Regions from separate parts of the Mus musculus genome. Here region 1 is linked to region 2. A link is a loop called in an ENCODE intact Hi-C map of the cell type or tissue named here. Cell type or tissue: heart. All regions are shown on one strand. Each heading gives the region's core, and the rest is flanking DNA. Links, peaks and the distances in the headings are about the cores only.

Evidence for each region. A loop is a pair of places that touch in the nucleus more often than their neighbours do. Peaks named below come from ENCODE experiments on the same cell type or tissue, not always from the same donor. Only the 100,000 strongest peaks of a DNase experiment are listed, where the experiment ranks them.
Region 1: it touches region 2 in a loop (4-fold over the local background); 9 of 42 quality-filtered maps call a loop at or near these places.

What each region holds. Positions count from the first base shown.
Region 1 is chr10:61,654,066-61,661,758 of GRCm38, forward strand. It overlaps Ppa1 (pyrophosphatase (inorganic) 1), which reads left to right. Exons shown (of 11, transcript NM_026438.4): 3 at 5,384-5,437; 4 at 6,847-6,966. Among named protein-coding and RNA genes, the nearest start is that of Ppa1, 9.3 kb to the left of the region's middle. In heart, for the core only: CTCF peaks have their summits at 3,299 (motif pointing right) and 4,175 (motif pointing left); no DNase peak of the experiment used is centred there.
Region 2 is chr10:61,203,771-61,211,463 of GRCm38, forward strand. It overlaps Adamts14 (a disintegrin-like and metallopeptidase (reprolysin type) with thrombospondin type 1 motif, 14), which reads right to left. Exons shown (of 22, transcript NM_001081127.2): 16 at 3,530-3,693; 17 at 1,594-1,762; 18 at 1,077-1,209. Among named protein-coding and RNA genes, the nearest start is that of Gm29861, 8.8 kb to the right of the region's middle. In heart, for the core only: no CTCF peak of the experiment used is centred there; no DNase peak of the experiment used is centred there; H3K27ac peaks cover 212 bases.

The DNA of each region.
Region 1 (7,693 bases), core at 1,831-6,830, 450 kb after region 2:
TGTTTATCAAGATAGAATTTCTCTGTGGAGTCCTGGCTGTCCTGGAACTCACTCTGTAGACCAGGCTGGTCTTGAACTCATAGAAATCTACCTGCCTGTGCCTCCTTAGTGCTGGGATTAAAGGTGTGCACCACCATCCTCCAGTGTATTTCATAAGATTATTTTTCATAAGAGCACAGACTTTTTTTTTTGAGCACACTCTTGCAACAACTAGATTTCACCAGAGTTCAGACTGTAAGAGCCAGTTTTTTTTAATTGCCATCTGAGAAGCCAGGAAAAGTGCTTTGGTTTGTAAGGGAGTTATCTTATTGGGATACAAACAAGGTCGTGGGTGACATCTCATTTTGGATTACAACAAAAAAAGCAACCTGACCTGTGACCGAGGAGTGTAGTTTATTTTTTAGCTTAATAAATGTAGTATGTACGTGTGTATGCGCACACATGCCATCGTATGAGGTAGCAGTCTGAGGACAACTTTGTGGTGTTAGTTCTCTTAGTACAGGTTCCAGGGGTCCAACTCACATTCCCCGTTTGTACAGCGAGTACCCTTAGCCGATGTGGCATCTCATTCATTGTCCCTCCCTGACCCCAGATTCCAGTGTAAGTGTACTTTTGTACGTTTTTGTCTGTGGTTATAGGTGTGTCATTAACAAGAGGATACTTTGAAGGACTCAGTGACTCGATTCCTCAACAGAAAAATATCCAAGGACTTGGGGATTTTATTCCATGTCAGAGCCTTTCAGTCCAGCCAATATTGAGTTTGCTATTTGCATTACCTAATCAAGCCAGCTAGATCAGGAAGTTCTTGTGAGTCAGGTATCCTGCTCGGATGCTGTCCAAGTATATTGGGTAGTAAAGGGCAAAGCAGGGGCTTACTCTTGTTACTTGCAGAAATGTGTTTTGGGTCGACTCTACTTCATTCAGGCTTGAATATGAAAACAGTTGTCCGTGAGAATGTCTTCCAAGTCAATACACGGAGATAACAGAACACAAACTTCGAACGGTGTCAGACAGCCTAGCATAAGCAACAGCGACACGGGTAGATAGTGATCAGCTTGGCTCTGGTTCTGGTTTTGGTTTTGAGTTTTATTTCCTATTGTTACTGAGAACTGAACCTGGGGTGATGGGCGCAACCCCCAGCCCTCTCTGTGTTTTGAGACAGGGTCTTACTGAATAGCATAGACTCTTTCTGCACATGTAACCAGGCAGGCTTTGACCTCACCATCTTTCTGCTGCAGCCTCCTGAGTTGCGAGGATTAGAGGCAATTTGAGGGGCCCATTCTACATAGTGAAAGTTGACCTCAAACTGCTGATACACCCGCTCAGATCCTTGGGTTTCAACTTACTCCCACCTGGAGTATAGGCATACACCACACCCAGATCTTAAAATGCTCACCTCTCATAACTCAGCACTGTAATTTACAAGCTTGGCAGTTCTCTGGGCCATGTCTTCAGTGCTTATGTGAAATCCTAGTACTGACTTTCCCAGGCTCCTGGTAGGACACATTAACCCAAAGCTGTATCTTTTCTTCTGTTGAAAATAAAAAAGTCAGCCTGGCGTGGTGGCACACATCTTTAATCCCAGCACTTGGGAGGCAGAGGCAGGCAGATTTCTGAGTTCGAGGCCAGCCTGGTCTACAAAGTGAGTTCCAGGACAGCCAGGGCTACACAGAGAAACCCTGTCTCGAAAGCCAAAATAAATAAATAAATAAAATAAAATAAAATAAAATAAAATAAAATAAAATAAAATAAAAAAGTCAAGCTTTTAATCAGATGGACTAACGCATAAATGCTTAGGCATTACAGATCATAGGCAAGTTTGACAACTGAAAACCCAAAATCGTGCTAGGTTGGTAGAGCAGAGACAGTAAAAGGTATGGCTAGAGTATCTCACCAGATCTCCGTCATTCTGTAGCATTTCTGAGGAGGAAACAGGAGCTTGTTCTCAGGTGACGTGGCACATTAAGTCGATTCTTTTCCTGCGTGTCCATGCCTGTGTCCGACTACAGGAATGAGTTTGACTGGCCTAAGTGAAAGCTTTAATCGTAGGACAAAGGCTCTCCATTCCCAGCACCCTGAAACCGAACACTCAGAGTCTCAGATTTCAGAGCATTTTGGATTACTGGGTAAATGTGCTCACCCAGTGAAACCTATGGGATTACATCAGCCTGAGGATCTCTGAAATCTCAAGCCTTTACGGCTCTGGCCAGTTTTGTGACTGTCCACACTATGGTGCGTTTGTTTGTTTGTTTGTTTGTTTGTTTGTTTGTTTGATGTATAGCACTATAGCTGTACTGATGCTTGTGAGCTATCATGTGGTTGCTGGGAATTTGAATTCAGGACTTCTCCTTGCTCTGGTCAACCCTGCTCGCTCTGGCCTGAAGATTTATTATTATATCTAAGTACACTGTAGCTGTCTTCAGACACACCAGAAGAGGGCATCAGATCTTATAACAGATGGTTGTGAGCCACCATGTGGTTGCTGGGATTTGAATTCAGGACCTTTGGAAGAGCAGTCTATCCAGTCTTCTGTGTACTTGCGACGTCTTAGCGCATCTCGTTCTAGAACAGCCTCAGAGGCTGAAGAGGAAGCTTAAAGCCCCTGGTCACTTGGGGAGCAGTGTTGAAGCCCGGTACTCTTTTTGAGAGCACCATTAGCAGGCTGAGTGGGGGTGGCGCCTTCCCTAGTCCCAGCACTTGGGAGGCTGAGATTGAGTTTATAGCTGGGACTACAGAGGTCTCAAAACAAGACAAGACCGATATCGGGCAGGAGCATGTCCTCATAAATAGATACACCTCGAGCTCTTCTGATAGAGCTTTCTCACTCTGAAGTTAGGTGGGGCGGCGTTGACTTTTGAGGCAGGGTCTCATGCAGACCATGCCGCCCTGATTGCTATGTAGCTGAGGCTGCCCTCAGTTGCTTCTGCTTCCCGAGTGCTGGAGTTGAGGTGCTGCTGCCACACCCGGTCCATGAACCACCAAGAGTTCAACCCAGGCCTTCACGCATGCTGGACTAACACACTACTAACTTCCACACCTCAGTTATCTTTATTTTCCTTGCTGGCTACCGAGTGGATGACTGTAAATTCCTGATCCTCCTGCCTCTACATCCAAAGTTCAAGGTTTATAGGCCTGTGTGTCATGGAATTTGTCCAGGGCTGGGAATGGATTTTATGCACGTTAACCCTTCCAGCAGCCGAGCTGCAGCCCAGCTTTTAAAACTCATTTCGCTTTTGAGTATTTGCAGATTTTTAAAAAAAATTTATTTTATGTATGAGTACGCTGTCGCCGTCTCCAGACTCACCAGAAGAGGGCGTCGGATCCCAGTACAGATGGTTGTGAGCCACCATGTGGATGCTGGGATTTGAACTCAGGACCTCTGGAAGAACAGTCGGTGCTCTTAACCACTGAGCCATCTCTCCAGCTCTATAGAATTCTTTTCTTACTATTTTTCTGAGGATTTTTACTTCCTTCTGATTTTTCACTTTTCTGTGTTTACACGTTTGCATTAGTAAGCAGTTTTAGAGTCCGGGTGTCTTTGTTGGTTAATTTCTAAAGTGTTCAGTGTTGTTCCCAGCCTCTGGTTAGTGATTCGGCTCTAGGTGATCCTTCTTGCCTCACTCTGTGGCTCGTGAGCCCCCATGGCCTGTCCCACACTCACACCATTCTACCTGCTGTCATCCTGTGGCTTCACTTTTTATGTTTTTTTTTTTTTAAGATTTTTTTTTTTTTTTTTTTTTTTTTATTATATGTAAGTACACTGTAGCTGTCAGACACCCTAGAAGAGGGCATCAGATCTCATTACAGATGGTTGTGAGCCACCATGTGGTTGCCGGGATTTGAACTCAGGACCTTTGGAAGAGCAGTCAGTGAGTGCACTTAACCACTGAGCCATCTCTCCAGGCCGCGGCGCCCCCTCCCCTCCTCGCTTTTTATGTTTTGAGATATGGTCTCAAGTAGCCTAGACTAACCTCAAGCTTAAGAGGCTGGTCTTCTGAGCCTTCTACTTTCACCTTTTGAGTGCTGAGATCACAGGTATTTGTAATGTCTGGGCATTAGATGTCATTTCTTGGGCAGGGGGCAGAGTGAGGAAAAAGAAAAGAAAAATTACCAACCGAGTTCCTTATTTCCTCCCCCTCCGATCGTTTATGTTGCAACAGCACCACCTTGTGGATCTTTGGAATATTGCTGCTGGAAATTAAAACCCCTGATTTTATTTTTATTTGCTTCTTTTCTTTCTTTTTTGAAACTTTTTGTGTGTGTGTGCTTCAAGAAGGCTTCAAACTCATGATTCTCTTGTTCCTGCCTCCTATGCTGAGGTTCTAGATGGGTACCATACCTGACTGAAAGATAAGGATTTTATTAAAGAGCAATTGCAGATTGATTTGTGTCCTTGTAAAGGCTGTGAACTGAAACCCTTCGTGTAAAGGCTTGTTTCTTGGTAAAAATTACAGTTTGGACAAAATGATGTTCCGTTTCCACCCAGGAGTCTTTGTTAAATCTATCTTTGACTTGACGTGTGCATTTTAAAACTGCTGGCTTCTGGGGACTTTTGCCTGTGAATGCAGGAGTCTATGTTTAAGATGTGCTTACACTAGAATCCCATCAGTTAGAATATCAGAGAGCAGGGGGGCTGGAGAGATGGCTCTGTGGTTAAGAGCACCAACTGCTCTTCTAGAGGTCCTGAGTTCAATTCCCAGCAACCACATGGTGGCTCACAACTATCTGTAATGATATATGATGCCCTCATCTGGTGTGTCTGAAGACAGACACAGTGTACTCACATATATACATGTAATAAATAAATAAATAAATAAATCTTTAAAAAAAATATCAGAGGGCAGGCCTACCATTAGTGTCAACCCCTAGTTCTCTTCGGAAGGACTTCGAGAAACAGCCAAATTTGGAGAATCCTGTGGGTAATCTGGCTGATTAATATTGGGGTTGAAGCAGGGGCTCGTCTAGCTCAGGTGTGTCCCACGGTGCACCGGAAACCTCCTCTGAGTAATTTACAGGACACTGCAAGGAATGGCAGCAGCCTTTGGAGGTGGCTTTTCTGAAGACAGCCATTTCCAGAGAGAAGATGTCTTGTGTTTGTTGAAAACCTATCCTCCTTTTTATGAGAAACTCCCAAATACTGGAGTATTTAAAACAAGAAAAATTTAAAACAGGAAAGTTTAGAGTATTACACGCTGTGAGTAACCATGCATCCATGGCCTTGAGTCTTCCATATTCTGTCTGCTCACCCCACCCACTTCGATGAAATTTCCTTAACTTCGGTTGTCTGGTAGAGTTGGTAGTTTAGCTTCAGAGGAAGAGAGGTGAGCCATGCCGCAATAAGGCCGGGTGACTTGTGCTTGTCTCACTGTCTCTCTTGTTCCAGGATGTGTTCCACATGGTGGTTGAGGTTCCACGCTGGTCCAACGCCAAAATGGAGGTAAGAGAGCTCGTCAGACTTGGCATGTCAGTTATCTTTATCAGATTCTTTTTAGTTAATGTATGGGTCTGAGTGTGCCACTTATATTGAGGTACCTGCGGAGCCCTGCAGTGTGTAGGAGCGGCTGCAACCCAAGTTACAAATAGTTGTGAACTGCCCAGTGTGGCACTGAACTGGCTTCCTCTCCATGAGCAGCAGGCTTTCTTCCTGCTGAGCCCTCTACTACCCAGCCCCATGTGTGTTCATTAGTTTTTTATCCAGCCAAACTGATTTGTTTAAAGATGAGAAGTATCCAGGCGTCTGGTCTCCTGTGTCTGGTCTCACTGTTCCCCGTCTCTGCCTCCTCAGCTCCAGGTACCCTTACTCCTGTGTTGGCAGCATACCTGTCCCAGGATGTTCTCCCAGGCCTCTGCTTGTCCCACCCACTGCCTCTGATGGCCCCAAAGTGGCTTGTCAATGTTTGCTTCTGCTTTCTTTTCTCTTTTTGTCTTATTGAGGTAAGGTGTGGCTGTACAGCCCAGGCTGCCCTTCAGCTCCTTCCCCTCCTCTTGTCTTAGCCTCCCAAATGCTGGGGCCACATCCAGAACATCTCAGCAGGAAGAGCTCGGTGGCCTTGGCTGAGTTTCTTTTCTTTCCGATGGCAGACAGTGACGTGGCTGCCTTTCCTTATCGATCCTCACTTTATATCACTTGGATTTTTGTTTTTGTTTTTTGAGACTGGGTCTCCCTATGTAGTCCTAGATGTCTTAGAATTCCCTATATAGACCAGACTGGCCTCTACCTTACAGCATCTGCCTGCCTCTGCCTCCTGATGGATGGCTGGGATTAATTATGGTCGTTCACCACCATGCCTAGCTTCCTTAGGTGTTTTGTTTGTTTGTTTGTTTGTTTGTTTGTTTGTTTTAACAGTGACCACACTTGCATTTGCTACACTCTCAGATGTTTGAATAACTTTAACTAGAAAGGAAAACTGACGTTGGATAATAATTATTTTGTACGTTTCCTAAGGCTCTTATTGTTGTTTTTAATTGCAGTTATTTGTTTAATAATTTATATGCGTGTGGCTGTTGGTGGCGGGCAGAGGTCAGCTTGCAGGCCATCTGGGGATGAAGCCCAGCAGTGCTGCTCTGTGGCCATCTTGCCAGCACAGTGCCCTTCCTCGGGGATGCTGGTGTTTGGTCCAGCTCGTCTTACTTCTTGGTTCCTGGAATTAGTGAATGTTCTTTTTCTCTTCTCTATGTTGTTGTGCATAACAGCTGTCGGAGGAGCTTTTAGTTCAGTTTTCACCATGTCAGGGATGAAACAAATCCTGAAGTTGGAATAACGGAGGGGGGATCATGCCTACATAATTTGTTTTCTTGGATCCTGACTCCAGCAGTGTTGCACACCCATCTGGCATTTCATTTCAGATTGCTACAAAGGACCCTTTAAACCCAATCAAGCAAGATGTGAAAAAGGGGAAGCTCCGCTATGTGGCGAATCTGTTCCCTTATAAAGGGTATATTTGGAACTACGGCGCCATCCCTCAGGTACGTGTCCAAGAGCCTCCTTACTCGCTAAAAATGTACTTTTTTTTTCTTTTAGCTTAGTAAAAATTAACTCACTTTTGATCAAACGTTTAAATGCAGAAAATACTGGCTATCACAGAGCAGAAAAGCACTGGATGGGATAATTTTATTTTAAACATTTTAATGACTTATTTCCAAGGTTAACTAGAAGGAATATGTCTATGTTTAAGCTCAGATTTTCTAAAATGTTCCGTTTTCTATGGACTCATTTTAGACTCCCGACTGTACATTCTTCACAGACTTAGTATTGTGTAGTGAGAAGAGGGAGCCTTGGTACTTAAAGCCTTGGTTCTTAGCCAAGCTTAGGGGCACACTCCTGTTAGCCCAGCCTGCAGGGCACTCTCCTGTTAGCCCAGCCTGCAGGAGGACTGACATAAATTGGAGGAAACCCTGGTCTACATGGCCAGTTGTAGGACAGCCACAGCTACATAGTGAGAGCTTGTCTCTGAAAAACACAGCCAGAATTAAAGGTGCCTGCCAGACACTTGGTGACCTGAGTCCTAAAGTCCCATGGCAGAAGGTGAGAGCTCACACCTACAGGTTGTCCTCTGACCTTAATGGGACATATGCCCACACACACTAACACATGCAAAAAAAAAGACAATTTTAAAATGGAAGTTAACACCAAAAGGCTTGATTTCTACCCAGATATCACATACACCTCCGAACTCAGCATTCCAGAGGCTGG
Region 2 (7,693 bases), core at 1,403-6,402:
ACACACACATGCACACACACCAGAGATGGGAGGAGAGAGAGAGAGAGAAGGAGGAGGAGGAGGAAGAAGAGAAGGAAGAGGAAGAAGAGGAAGAGGAGGAGGAAGAAGAGGAGGAGGAAGAGAAGGAGGAAGAGGATGGGATGGGGGGTGGAGGAGAAAAAAGAACTGCCCCTACCAAGCCCTAAGATTGGCTGGAGAATAACCAGCCCAGGATCTTACACAGTTAGTCCTGCACACATGCCTCATGATCATAGTTGCAGGCAGTCCTATGAGTGACAGTGGAACATAAAAATGGAGTCTGACGACGCACAGACACAGGGGATGACAATGTTCTTGCCTGGTCAAGTCCCAGAAGATCACAGGAAACCACTGCTAGCTGTCAATTCCCACCCCAGCCCCAGATCACATGACCAGTCCTGGAGATCCCCAGCCATGCGGGGGTGGGGTTGGGGTGGGGGAATCCCAGGGAAGCAAGAATGTGGCAATGACCCTTTGCAGTTTGCTACCAAGCAGCTATCCCCCACCTTTCTGGGAGTCCCTGGGAGCACTGCCCCAAGCTGAGGGGGATCCATATTGAGTTCTCAAGCTCAGCTCAACCCTCTCCCTTCAGACTCTTTTGAATAATCCTGAGAACAGGACCTTGGTCCCTGAACAGCGTGGCCCACAGACTAGGAAATCTTAACCAGGGATTAGACCATGCTGAAGGCTGGACTCCCAGGGACTAAGGAGAGAGAGAGAAGGCAGTAGATCCTATTTTTGCCCAGAGACATGAGCCCCCTGCCTCACCAGCAGAAAGCCCAGGCCCTATCTGTGAAAGACTGTTAGCTGGGGGCAATCCTGCTGGTACCATCCTCTTTCTGGCTGTGTGGGTTGGCAAGTGCAGAATCCCAACATGGCTGGCCATGAAGGGTAACCACAGTGCCTCTTGTGGGCTGTGGTCTATCCCTATCCCTGAAAGACCCGGGGCTGCAGGCTTTGGCGTAAGGAAGTGCTACAGTAGCAACTTGAGCTACTTTTCCTTTGGGGCCAGGGTAGAGAGAGGCAGGGGTCAGACTTTGCTCCCCCGAAACACTCACGTGGGCTGGGGACACGAGTGCTGGTTGCAACGCCGTCGGATAGGCTTGGGCCTCTTTTTATGGTCACACAGGTGCCGGTGCACCATGTGGTGGTCCCTGCGGCGCCGGCAGCCATATTTAGTGAACTGGATTCCTGCGAAGGTTGTGGGACAGCTCCAGGCCTCGTGCCCTCGGGGTGACTTTTTAGAGAGCCTGCTTTCTAGAAGGCACTTTCCCTTCTTTCCCTTCATGCCCCAGCCCTCTGTCCTGGGCAAGTAACTTTCTACAGGACTCCTCCCTCTGTCACCAGTGGAGAAGTGACTTTGGACAGCAGCTGAACAGACAACCTGCCCTGCAGCCTGCTCCTGAAAGCAAGCCCTAGCTTCGCCCAACGCCTTGCTCGGAATTGCTTGTAGGCATGGGAGATCTTCAAGAACAAACTGAGACACTTCTTCCAGACTCCTACCAGTCTCTGGTCCATTCTCCCCGACCCACGGTCATTCCCCACAAAGAACCATAGGACCACAATAGCTGATACCTCCTCCACAGGCCTTGCTGCAGGGAGACCAGCTCTTGAGAGCCCATTCGTAGGTGTCTGTCTCTTCCAGGAGCACATTATTACTCCCGATGAGGGGCAGCAGGTCCTCATGGATGACGTACTTGTAGGCCAGGCTACCTCGGGGTTTACCCTCAGCCGGGGGAAGAACCTGGAAGGGAGACACAAATGGTGCAGCATAAGGCCAGAGATAGAACAGAGGGTCCAAGGAAAGCAGCTGCTGCCCACAGCTGCCAGATGGGGTTCCTAATTGTGCTTTGGAGATTTGCAGTTAAACTAGACACGATCCACACTGTGTAATTCACCCTGTTAAAATGTGTAACCCAGTACCTAGCTGAGGCAGGCAGGACAGTCAGAGACTCTCACTCCCAAGCCTGCTATGTATGTACCAAGCCCTACAGCAGCCAATGCCAGGCCCATGAGCCATTCTCTCTCTCACAGACACCCAATGGTGACACTCAATGGCCCGAGTCTTTCGGTATCCAAACTGTCTGGCTTCAACCCGGCTGCCAGTGAGCAACCTCTTTCATCTTTCCTCTCCCCCCTCCTCTTCTCCACCCCTCCCCACTTCTTGGGTCACATATTGCCCACGTTGGTTTTGAATTTACTATGTAGACCAGGGTGACTTTGAACTTCTGATCACAGGTTTGAACTTCCATGCTTGGTATGTGGTACTGAGGGCAGAGCCAGGGGCTTCACGAACACTTGGTAACCATTCTACCAAATGAGCTACATCCCCAACCTCCTCTCTCTCTTTTCTTCTCATTCTCTTCTTCCTCTCCCTCCTCTTCTTCCTCTCTCTCCTCCTCTTCTTCTTTTAAAGACAAAGACTCATGTAGCCCACTTCCCAAGTGGTGTGTACCCCTGTGCCTGGTTATTTTTACTCTTTTAATTTTTTTTAATTGCACTTATTACTTGGGGCAGGACTGGGGAAGGGACACATGCCCCAGTGTGAGTGTGGAAGTCAGGGGCAAGCTGAAGGAGTGGATTCTCTCCCTCCACCATGTGAACTCTGAGCATTGAATTCAGGTCATCAAGCTTGGTGTTGGACCAAGGGCCCTGCATCAGAAGCCACATTGATGGCCTCTCCTACTTCTGCACGTGTCCTTTAAGGAGCAAACAATGGTTCCAGTACTGATGATGTCTCATTTCTTTTGCTACTTATCTTGTTACCGAAGAATGGAAGGTCACCCATTTCCTTCTAACAGTGACAGACCACCACGATTACATTTAGGTCTTGGTAGGTATCCAGTTGCCTCACCATCCTTTGTGGAGACTGTCTCAAAATCCTTTGTTGAGACTGCTTGTTCTCCCTTAAATAGCCTTGGTACCCTGAGCAAACATCAGCTGGCCCCAGACATGGGCGATTGCAAATACAAGGTGAATGGAAAGTCCGTGCCAGATACAAGTTCTACGAAGACACCAGCAGCCTCAGAATTTACCCTCTGGAACACCGCTGACCACCGGGCGCAGAGCTGTCTGTCAGCTCAGGCTGAGGACGTGCTGGCAGAGCTTTTTATAGGCCAATCTGCTGAATTACCAATCCCTGCTCCATGAGCCCAGGCACAACAAAGGGCAGCAATGGACCCCAGTGAGGGTAATGGCCCTGCCCCCTTCTCAGAAGCTGGTGCTGCCACGATCTCTTAATGTCAGCTGCCTTCAAGGCCCCAAACCACCTTAAGGCCTCACACATATGACCATGTCGCAATGTATGTGGATGCTGGGGATTGCTATGAAGTTGGGGGAGCCAATCCTAGCTTCACAGGGGTTCCCCTCAACCCCATTTCCCACCCCAAGTGAAGGAGCAAAAAGCTGTCGCAGCTGCCCTCAACACACCTGGGAGAGACCATTTCAAAGTATACCAACCAAATAGCAGGCACAAGGGACGGGCAAAGCCACATCAGGCAAGGAGGCTCACCAGGATGGCGATGGCTTCAGGCAGGGGTCCATTGGTCCTGAGGCTGTCCTTGGTGTCCTCCGCTTCGTGCTCCCACTCTAGGCCCAGCGCAGTGAAGGTCCTGCTAGAGGCCTCCTTGCCCTTGGGGTTGAAGATGAAGCTTCCGGTCACCTGGTTCTTCACCGCTGGCCAGGGGAGAGGGACAGAGATTTCTATTTCTCTCTAGAGGGGCCCATGATTCTGACCTCTAAGGCCTTTCCAGGAGGCACCTCCTCATGTTCCCTGTCTCTTTATCCCCTTGACCTCTCCCATCAGGACCACCCAGGAGCTCTCTGCAAACCAGTCCTGCCTCTGGGCCCAGATGTACACCCCTGATCCTGTACGAGCCCCTCTCTTTTTCCACACTGACTAATGGCCACCCATAGTTGTGGCTCGATTTGACCTCTTTCAGAAAAACTCCTTTAATTGCCCAACCCTCAGAGATGCTGCTGCCCCTGTAGGATCGATAGCAGAGCACAGGAGAACAAGCCTCACAGGGAAGTCACTTAGTCCCTGTGTAGCCTGTTTGCTCAGGCTCCATCCAGTGCAGAAGAGAGTCTCCTCCTGGCTGCCTTCAGAGCCTCCACCTGGCTGCCTTTGGATCAAGATGGAGAACTCTCAGCTCCTCCAGCACCATGTCTGCCTGCATGCAGCCATACTTCTCACCATGATGATAATGGACTGAATCTCTGAAACTGTAAGCCAGCCCCAATTTAATACTGTCCTTTTAAGAGTTGCCTTGGCCATGATGACTCTTCATGGCAATGGAAACCCCAACTAAGACAGCACATTTTCCACATTTGCACGGATGACCTACCATGTACCTACAGACAACACAGGCTTCCGTTCCATGGCTCCTCTTGCCCCCATGCCAGGATCCCCATGTGTGATATATGTCACCTGCCCTGCCCACCCCAGTAGACAGCTATCAGCTGGTGCAGAGTATTCCCACTGTGTCATGGTTTGGATATGCTTGCCCCAGGGAGTGGCACTATTAGAAGGGAACACCACAGCTGTACCAGGAAGAGATGCAGCCCCAGGAAGCTCGAAGCGTCTCATCTTACTGATAATGATCTAAAATGGTGACCGTGAACATTTTTTGCAACAGCTGAGCTTGCCAAGAGACACTGCACTTTATGTGAGTGTCTGTTATGTGTAAATGGAAGCTGACAAGACTTGGTAGGCTATCAGGCTGGAGAGGCCTCTGTGACTTGCCACAGTAATATGGAAGCCTGCATTCTCTCTATGAGGGGGGTCTGTCTGAGCGCAGACTGACATGGGAAAACACAGCCGCTGCCCAAAGCAGAAGCAGCCGCTGCCCACAGCTGCCAGGAGGGGTTCCAAGCTGCGCTCTTTAGTTTGCAGTTGAGACTCAATCCATACTGGGTAATTCACCCTATGAAAGCACGCAGCCCGGTGATGGCTTAGCACCTTCAATCATCACCATGTGTAACCTTAGAATGCTTTCACCACCCTAAAAGAACCCCATCACACACCAGCATTCATGCACCCCACATCCCTGCTACAGGTCCTTCCACCACCACAGGAATCTGTAACAATGTCTGAGGAATCTCATTTGGACGTGCCTATTTTTAGACTGCTGATTTGGTTTCAATAAAAGCAAGACTAGACCAAATGATAAGAACATCTTTTCTACTGCATTAATGTCTTCACATGAATTTTTAAAATTGAAAAAAGTTTATTTACTAGTGTATGTGTGTGTGGGGGGGGTATACACCATGTCCTATGTGTGTGTGTGGGGGGGGGGTTGGTCAAAAGTCAACCTTGTAAAGTCAGCTTTCACCTTTGTACTGGCTAGTTTTGTGTCAACTTGACACAGGTTGGAGTTATCACAGAGAAAGGAGCTTCAGTTGGGGAAATGCCTCTACGAGATCCAGCTGTGGGGCATTTTCTCAATTGGTGATCAAGGGGGAGAGGCCCCTTGTGGGTGGTGCCATCTCTGGGCTGGTAGTCTTGGATTAGAATCCAAGAGAGCAGGCTGAGCAAGCCAGGGGAAGCAAGCCAGTAAAGAACATCCCACCATGGCCTCTGCATCAGCTCCTGCTTCCTGACCTGCTTGAGTTCCAGTCCTGACTTCCTTGGTGATGAACAGAAGTATGGAAGTGTAAGCCGAATAAATCCTTTCCTCCCAACTTGCTTCTTGGTCCTGATGTTTGTGCAGGAATAGAAACCCTGACTAAGACAACCTTATACCTTTTTGTGGGATCAAACTGTGGTTATTCGGCTTGTGTGGAAAGAGTCCTTCCTTTCCTATGGAGCCATCTTTCTGGCTCTTAACTTGCATATTTATTTTATATTAGTTTGAGATAGAGCCTCACTAGCCATGTACCTCTGGCTAGTCTGGAATTTGCTATGTAGGTCAGGTTGACCTTGAACTCCCAGAGATCCTCTGCTTCTGTTTTCTGGGTGTTGGGATAAAAGACGTGCACCACTAAGCCTGGACTTGACTTTCTAAGTTTAATCTGTTTGGGGTTCTGATGTTTGTGTGTGTGTGTATTGCATGCACATGTTTTATATATGTACATGTTTGTGTATGTGTGTATACGTGTGTGCTGTATGTGGAGGCCAGGGATCTTTGTCACAGACTTCCTCAGTCACTTTACCTTATAAATCTCTATCTGTCTGTCTATCTATCTACCTACCTATCCATCCATCATCTGTCTGTCTGTCTGTCTGTCTACCCACCCATCCTTCCATCTCTCTCTATCTCTATCTATCTACCTACCTACCTATCTATCTACCTACCCATCCATCCATCATCTATCTGTCTGTCTGTCTACCCACCCACCCACCCATCCTTCTGTCTCTCTCTCTCCATCCATCTATCTACTATTTACTATCTATCTATCTATCTATCTATCTATCTATCTATCTATCTATCTATCTCTATCACCCATCCATCCATCATCTTTCTATCTATCCATCCATCCATCTGTCTGTTCATCTATCTCTATCATCCATTCATCCATTATCTATCTATCTATCTATCTATCTCACCCATCCATCTATCTATCTATCTCATCCATCCATCCATCCATCCATCCATCCATCTATCTATTTTTGAGACAGGGCCTCTAGATGAACACAAGGCTCAGAAAGTCAGCTGGGTCCAGCTCTAAGGATCTTTTGCAAGCACTGCCCTAGTGCTGAGATTGTAGGCAACACTGCATTGCTGGCTTCTGTGGGGGTTCTGGGGGACCAAGACCAGATCCTCATGCTCACATGGAAAACACTCTGCCCACTGGGCTGTTCCCCATCCTCTGGGGAATCTAACTTTCAAACTGTCTTTGCTTCATGTTTGTGCAACAACCATGACACCTTCTTTAGTAACTCTGTTTAAGTATCATTATAATGGAGAGCTAGGACCTGCCTGGTGGACTGTAGAAATGGCTGTCCACATAGCCCTGTTCCTCTAAGACAGAGTCTGTGTGTTTTTTTTTTTTTTTTTAAAGATTTATTTATTTATTATTATATGTAAGTACACTGTAGCTGTCTTCAGACACACCAGAAGAGGGAGTCAGATCTTGTTACGGATGGTTGTGAGCCACCATGTGGTTGCTGGGATTTGAACTCTGGACCTTCGGAAGAGCAGTCGAGTGCTCTTACCCACTGAGCCATCTCGCCAGCCCCGAGTCTGTGTTTTTAACCATTGACTGGTGCTTGGGTCATGTGACTTGGGTCAATGCAATGTTAGGGGCTGGCAGAGTGCTTGCACCCTGGGGCCCTGCCCTCTCTAGCTGCAGATGCCCAAGGGACAGACATCCAGATTTGGATATTCCCAGATTTGCTTGTTGGGGTCAGTCATAGCTCTGTCAGCCTCAGCCTCAGCCAATTGCCAACACCATCCACACCTCCTAGACCAGTGAACTCCCGACAGACCCATCAGCTGACAGTGTTTGGCTGTTTGGGTTTAGGCAACCAATAGAAGAACCACTGGCTGGGCCTGTCATGACTATGGCCACAGAACTGAGATCCTGTGACAACTGTTACTCCTAACCCTTATGTTCTTGGGGTGGTGTGCCATGCAGCCAGAGCGGCCTGAGCCCTTCTGCGAAATGACTCTTTTAGAAGAAGCCACCTGCTTCCATAAGAAATTTGAACAGCGGTTGATCCTGGTGGGAAGAA